2 separate regions of the Homo sapiens genome follow, and region 1 is linked to region 2. The links are chromatin loops, found by intact Hi-C in ENCODE. Cell type or tissue: tibial artery. All regions are shown on one strand. Links, peaks and the distances in the headings refer to the core of each region. The heading gives the core; the rest is flanking DNA.

The links. A loop is a pair of places that touch in the nucleus more often than their neighbours do. Peaks named below come from ENCODE experiments on the same cell type or tissue, not always from the same donor. Only the 100,000 strongest peaks of a DNase experiment are listed, where the experiment ranks them.
Region 1: a loop joins it to region 2, with 2.0 times the contacts of the local background. A loop is called at or near these places in 21 of 110 quality-filtered maps.

The regions. Positions count from the first base shown.
Region 1 is chr17:80,194,866-80,197,770 of GRCh38, forward strand. It overlaps CARD14 (caspase recruitment domain family member 14), which reads left to right. Exons shown (of 24, transcript NM_001366385.1): 13 at 326-468; 14 at 693-787. Among named protein-coding and RNA genes, the nearest start is that of SGSH, 24 kb to the right of the region's middle. In tibial artery, for the core only: a CTCF peak has its summit at 1,378 (motif pointing right); no DNase peak of the experiment used is centred there; H3K27me3 peaks cover 1,408 bases.
Region 2 is chr17:80,360,252-80,363,156 of GRCh38, forward strand. RNF213 (ring finger protein 213) reads left to right here. Exons shown (of 68, transcript NM_001256071.3): 39 at 1,483-1,637; 40 at 2,851-2,905. All of the region lies in intron 1 of RNF213-AS1 (RNF213 antisense RNA 1), which reads right to left. Among named protein-coding and RNA genes, the nearest start is that of ENDOV, 53 kb to the right of the region's middle. In tibial artery, for the core only: a CTCF peak has its summit at 1,442 (motif pointing left); a DNase peak (open chromatin) is centred at 1,800; H3K27ac peaks cover 307 bases.

The sequences.
Region 1 (2,905 bases), core at 121-2,620, 170 kb before region 2:
GGAACACACGGCCAAACTATATCACTTTACATGTAAAATGGGACAGCAGTGCCACCTTACAGATTTATCGTGAGAACTAAGCCAAGCAGCTAATAGAGCCTGACATACAGCATGTGTCAGTGCTGTGTGCTAATTGCATGTGACCCCAGTGTCTGGCATACAGCAGGTGCTCAGCGCATGTGACCCCATGTGTGTCCTTCTTTCCCCTCCTGCCTCCTCTCCAGTCAGTTCTCACTGTGGCTCTCTCTACACCGTGGGGGAGCAAGGGAGGAGTCTCAGGGTGTCCTCGTGCGTGCCCCACTGACTTCTGCCCTCCCTCCTCCAGTCTCAGCTCTTGTCGGACCTGAGTGCCACGTCCAGCCGCGAGCTGGTGGACAGCTTCCGCTCCAGCAGCCCCGCGCCCCCCAGCCAGCAGTCCCTGTACAAGCGGGTGGCCGAGGACTTCGGGGAAGAACCCTGGTCTTTCAGGTAGAGCACTGGGGTCCTTCCTGGCACTGGGGTGGCACTGGGGTCCTTCCTGGCAACTCACCAGAGACACCAACCTAGACCTCAGGGCATCTGGGTATTGCAGGCAGCAGCTCCTGCCCTCGAAGCCCCAGAGCTGGCAGGTGCTGGGGGCCAGTGCTTGGGGCGTGGGGACTCAGAGGGAGCAGGTGATGCAGTTTGAGCCTGCTGCTGCTTATGCTTTGCAGCAGCTGCCTGGAGATCCCGGAGGGAGACCCGGGAGCCCTGCCGGGAGCTAAGGCAGGCGACCCACACCTGGATTATGAGCTCCTAGACACGGCAGGTGAGCACGCCCAACCCTGAACCTCCACAGCAGTCCACCTCCCCTGGGCAGAGCAGGGAGCTGATGAGAAAGCCGGGGCCTCTCTCCAGGGAAAGGGCAGATAGAAGCAGAGCTCAACTTCTGCCCTGGGCCTTGACCTTGGCCTCGACCTTGCACTTTGGGAAAGTCCCGCCTGCCAGCCAGCGTAAGCCAAAGGCCGGCTGCGCTCTGTCTGCTGGTGTCCTTGTGTTTTTCCCTAGAGCCAGGGGAGTTGTGTCTGATCCACGCCCTGCTCAGCACCCAGCCCCCTGCTCTGATCTGTAACGCTTGGGCTTCCCAGTGGTTTCAGAAGGCAGCAGGCAGGGTGGCTTAGTGGTGCCAGGCTGAGGCGAGGCACAGCGTGACATCTACCTGCGGGGAGCATCTCTCCTCTCAGGCGCTGGCCCTGAGGCCTCGCGCTTCTCCTGTAGCTCATTTCTGTTTGTGATTGGACCGGCCCTCTCTGCTTCCCAAGTCCATGGGCCCGTCATGGGTGGGTGCCTTAATCCTTTCCACCTCGGCGCGACCGGCTCCCAGCCTTGGGCCTTGCACACAGTAGGTGCTTTGCTCCCCATTTGGAATTCACCCCATGGCCACCAGGGGGCGCAAGTGCCCTGCGCTGCCCCTGTGCCTTCTGTGGGTCGCAGAATCAGAAATCTTCATCTTTGGGGACTCATACACGTTTTTATTTATAATCGTGATAAATCGAGAGAGACCACCCAAGGCATATCTAAATTAGATGTGAGATGAGAAGAGGGGCTTATTCCTCTTTATTTTTCCTCTGTGAGGATTCTGCGTAATGCCCTGGTTGCATATACTTTTAGTGGAATTGACCTCAAATACATCCAGAGTACACAGCTCATTTCATTGGCTTTGAATGTGATCCCAATGGGTTTTTGCCTGTGAGCCAGGCCTAGGGAACTCTCAGGTCTCTGCTGGCCCTGGCTCTGCTGTGTGGTTCACAGAGTGAGACTTGCAGCCGTCGACCCTGGCAGGCTGCTCCCTGGTTCGGGGGCTCACAGGCTGTACAGTAAAATGCTAGAGCTTGGGAGACCCTGGGGAGCCTCTAGTCCTAGGATTGACAACTCAGAGACCTGCCACCACCAGCTGGGAAGCAGAGGAGTCTGGGGTAAGGAGCAGGCAGCTGCTGGCCAGTGCCAGTGATTGCGGCCACACAGAAATGCAGGCCTGTGTGGAAATGCAGGCCAGTGTGGAAATGCAGGCCAGTGTGGAAATGCCGTGTAGTACAGTAGTGCAGGTCTGGGTAGAAATGCAGGTCCATGTTTGGGAGGTCAAGGTGGGCGGATCATGAGCTCAAGAGATCGAGACCATCTTGGCCAACATGGTGAAACCTCGTCTCTACTAAAAATACAAAAGTCAGCTGGGCATGGTGGCACACACCTGTAGTCCCAGTTAGTCAGGAGGCTGAGGCAGGAGAATCACTTGAACCTGGGAGGTGGAGGTTGCAGTGAGCCAAGATCGCACCACTGCACTCCAGCCTGGCGACAGAGCGAGACTCAGTCTCAACAACAATAACAACAACAACAAAAGAAATACAGATCCATGTAGAAAGGCAGGCCAGGGCCGGGTGTGGTGGCTCATGCCTGTAATCCCAGCACTTTGGGAGGCCAAAGTGGGTGGATCATGAGGTCAGGAGTTCGAGACCAGCCTGGTCAACATGGTGAACTCCCGTATCTACTAAAAATACAAAAATTATCTGGGCGTGGTGGCACATGCCTCTAGTCCCAGCTACTCAGGAGGCTGAGGCAGAAGAATTGCTTGAACCCGGGAGGCGGAGGTTGCAGTGAGCTGAGATCACGGCACTGTACTCCAGCCTGGGCGACAGAGTGAGACTCTGTCTCAAAAAAAAAAAAAAGAAAGAAAGAAAGAAAGAAAGACAGGCCAGTGCAGTGCAGGCCCACGCAGACATGGAGGTCAATGCAGTAATGCAGGCCAGTCCTGAAATGCAGGTCCATGCAGAAATACAGGTCAGTGCGGAAATGCAGCCCCAGGGTTACAGCAGATATTTTTTCAAGTGAAGCCAGAAATCCAGATTTTAGGTGAAACCTCCCTGTCTTTCAAATGTTGGCAACTCATTCA
Region 2 (2,905 bases), core at 112-2,611:
AAAGGGATTGCCTGACAGTGAAAAGCAGATGGGTGGCTAGAATTGCAAGGTGAATTTTGGAGTTTTTAGTTTTCACACTTTGTTTGTGCAGTAAGCGTCCAATTTACGTCACCGCGTCATTTTAAAGTTTCTGCTGAAGGAGTGAGAGGCCCCGGCGGGACCAGAAACCTTTCGATCCTATGGCAGCAGGAGCCTGTGAGATGGTTTTTAGTGCCGTGATGGCCAGGGATATGGCGAAATGGGGTGTGTTCTGGCAAGAGGAGGACTGTCGCCTCTATCAGCTGGTCATTCCCATTCTGGGCCTTCTCAGACTGGGGCACTGGACTCGGAAGATGCCCCCAGGAGAGGCGTTCTCAGAAGGCACGAGCGCCTGGAGCATCCCCTACTCCCAGGTGCCCCATCAGGAGGCACCTCCCAGCTGTGTCTCCCGAGTCACAGCCCAGACACAGTGCTGAGCTCTGCTGCCAGATGCCAGAAGATTTGCCCTAGTCCAGAAAAACCAACGACAACGCAACACTTTTACAAAAGCCATCTTTCATACATGCAATAGTCTTTTCCACGTTTACTTATCGTACCATTTGGAAGACTCAGGGTGGCCTTCTTTTCTAGGTTACCATTCTGCCACTTTTTCTCAAAGCAGTCTCTCTCCTCATGAGCATATTCCTTTCTCAGGACAATACCCCAACTGACCCTGCTTTTCTATGACAGCATGCGAATTAGGGGCTGCACCCCGCCCACTAGAAGCCAGATCTTTCTGGCTTGCATGCTCTGTGACCCCCAGCCCCTGAAGAGCAGCCCACTTGTTCCTAATTTACTTGGACCCGGGGGTTCCTGAAGCATGCTGTGACCTGTAGCCATGCAACATACAATGTAGCCATGCAACATACAACTCAGTCTTATCTAGATGTTTCTCTTTGGGGCTAGCTTGGCTGTTTCTGACCTAAATTTGACACTGTTTCCGCCTTCCTTTATTTTATTCCACTGGAAAAATATCCTAGGCCAGGCGCAGTGGTTCACAACACCTTGGGAGGCCAAGGCCGGCAGATCACCTGAGGTCAGGAGTTCGAGACCAGCCTGACCAACATGGTGAAACCCCGTCTCTACTAAAAATACAAAAAATTAGCTGGGTGTGGTGGTGCATGCCTGTAGTCCCAGCTACTTGGTAGGCTGAGGCAGGAGAATCACTTGAACCTGGGAGGCGGAGGTTGCAGTGAGCAGAGATCACGCTACCCACCGCACTCCAGCCTGGGCAACAGAGTAAGACTCCATCTCCAAAAAAAAGGAAAAAGAAAAATATCCTAAATGTCTAGACAGTGACTATTCCTTCAATTCCCTACAAAATCAGGCAGTTGGTACCCCTTTGTCTACGAGCTCCCATTCAACAAGGCGTCCCCATTCCCCTTCACTCCGGAGCCCCCTGGAGGCAGGGGAGCGCCATGACTTAGACGCACTCCAGGCCGCTCCTTGGTTTCCTCTCTGCAGGACTGCCCAAGAAGTTCGTGGACATCTTTCAGCAGACTCCTCTGGGCAGGTTTCTTGCCCAGCTCCATGGAGAGCCGCAGCAGGAACTTCTTCAGTGTTACTTGAAGGATTTCATTCTCTTGACCATGCGTGTGTCAACGGAGGAGGAATTAAAGGTAGATGTTTAGATACTGGCTAAGGGTCAGGTGTAGAGCTTGCATGATGGGGACTGGATGCAGACACGGAGACGTTTCCTCAGCTGCCTGGAGCTGGTGCTGTGAAGTCTGGGAACAGAACATGGTCAGCGAAGGGTGCCGGTGGGTGAAGGGGTCGCCCAGTCTCCTCTCAATATTCAGTGCTACACCCTCAGTCCACCGCCCAGGGGCTCCTAAAACACGGAGCTTTCTGTGAACATGAGAAGACCTCCAATTTCCTTGACATAGCTTCTTTTTAAATGTTGAGTTTCTCTTGAAAAAAATTAAATACGTAACTAACCCTACAGGGTAAGAATAAACAAGTGAAATTCAATAGAAAGTCATACTTTTGACTACCTAAAAATTTTAAACTTCAGTACATAAAAAAGGAGAGTGACAAATTTAAGAACATCCTTACAGCTAATATGACTAGAGGTTAATATTCTTAGGAATCAATAAGAAAATACCCTAAGTTTTAAAAAATGGGTAAACGTTATAAAACAACAATTTTATAATCTCATTAAGCATATCAACATCCAGGAAACATTTGAAAAATTGCTTAGCCTTACTATTAATAGCAAATCAACACAACAGTTTTTAGATATCATGTTTACGTATTCATTTTGCAAAGCTGATTTTTAAAAACAACAGCCGCCGGCCAGTGCTGCAAAGAAATAGCCAGGCCACGCGGCTGACAGTGTAGCGTGCACAGTGGGCGCCCTGCAGGGCTGCGTGGCAGAACAGTTGAGCACCTTATCCGATCTGAACTGCTGACTCTGTCCTGAGGAAACTACTGGAGATGTGGACAAATATTTGGTTCACAGGGATGTCCTTTTCAGCTTTGCTTCGAAAAATAAGAAATAGTTTAATTGTCCGGAAATACAGGATGGGCAAATTAAAGTATGGCCGTATGATGGGTTATTGAGCAGCCATTAAAACCATGTTTTTCAAGTATACTCAGTCATAGGGAAAGTTCATGATGTCATGTTCAGTGGCAAAAAGCCCAGACGACACGGTGACCTTAACGTGGGAGGAGAGGCAGATAGAAAACTGGACAGAAGCAAACGGGACAGAATAGCACACATGGTTTCTAATTTCCTCTTTTATGGTTTTCCAATAGTTCGGATTTCCCACGGGGAAAACATACCATTTTTGTAATTTAAAAATATATTCTAAAAGCTTTTTTGAATCCCAGTTTCTGCAGATGGCTCTGTGGTCCTGCACTAGGAAACTGAAAGCGGCGTCAGAAG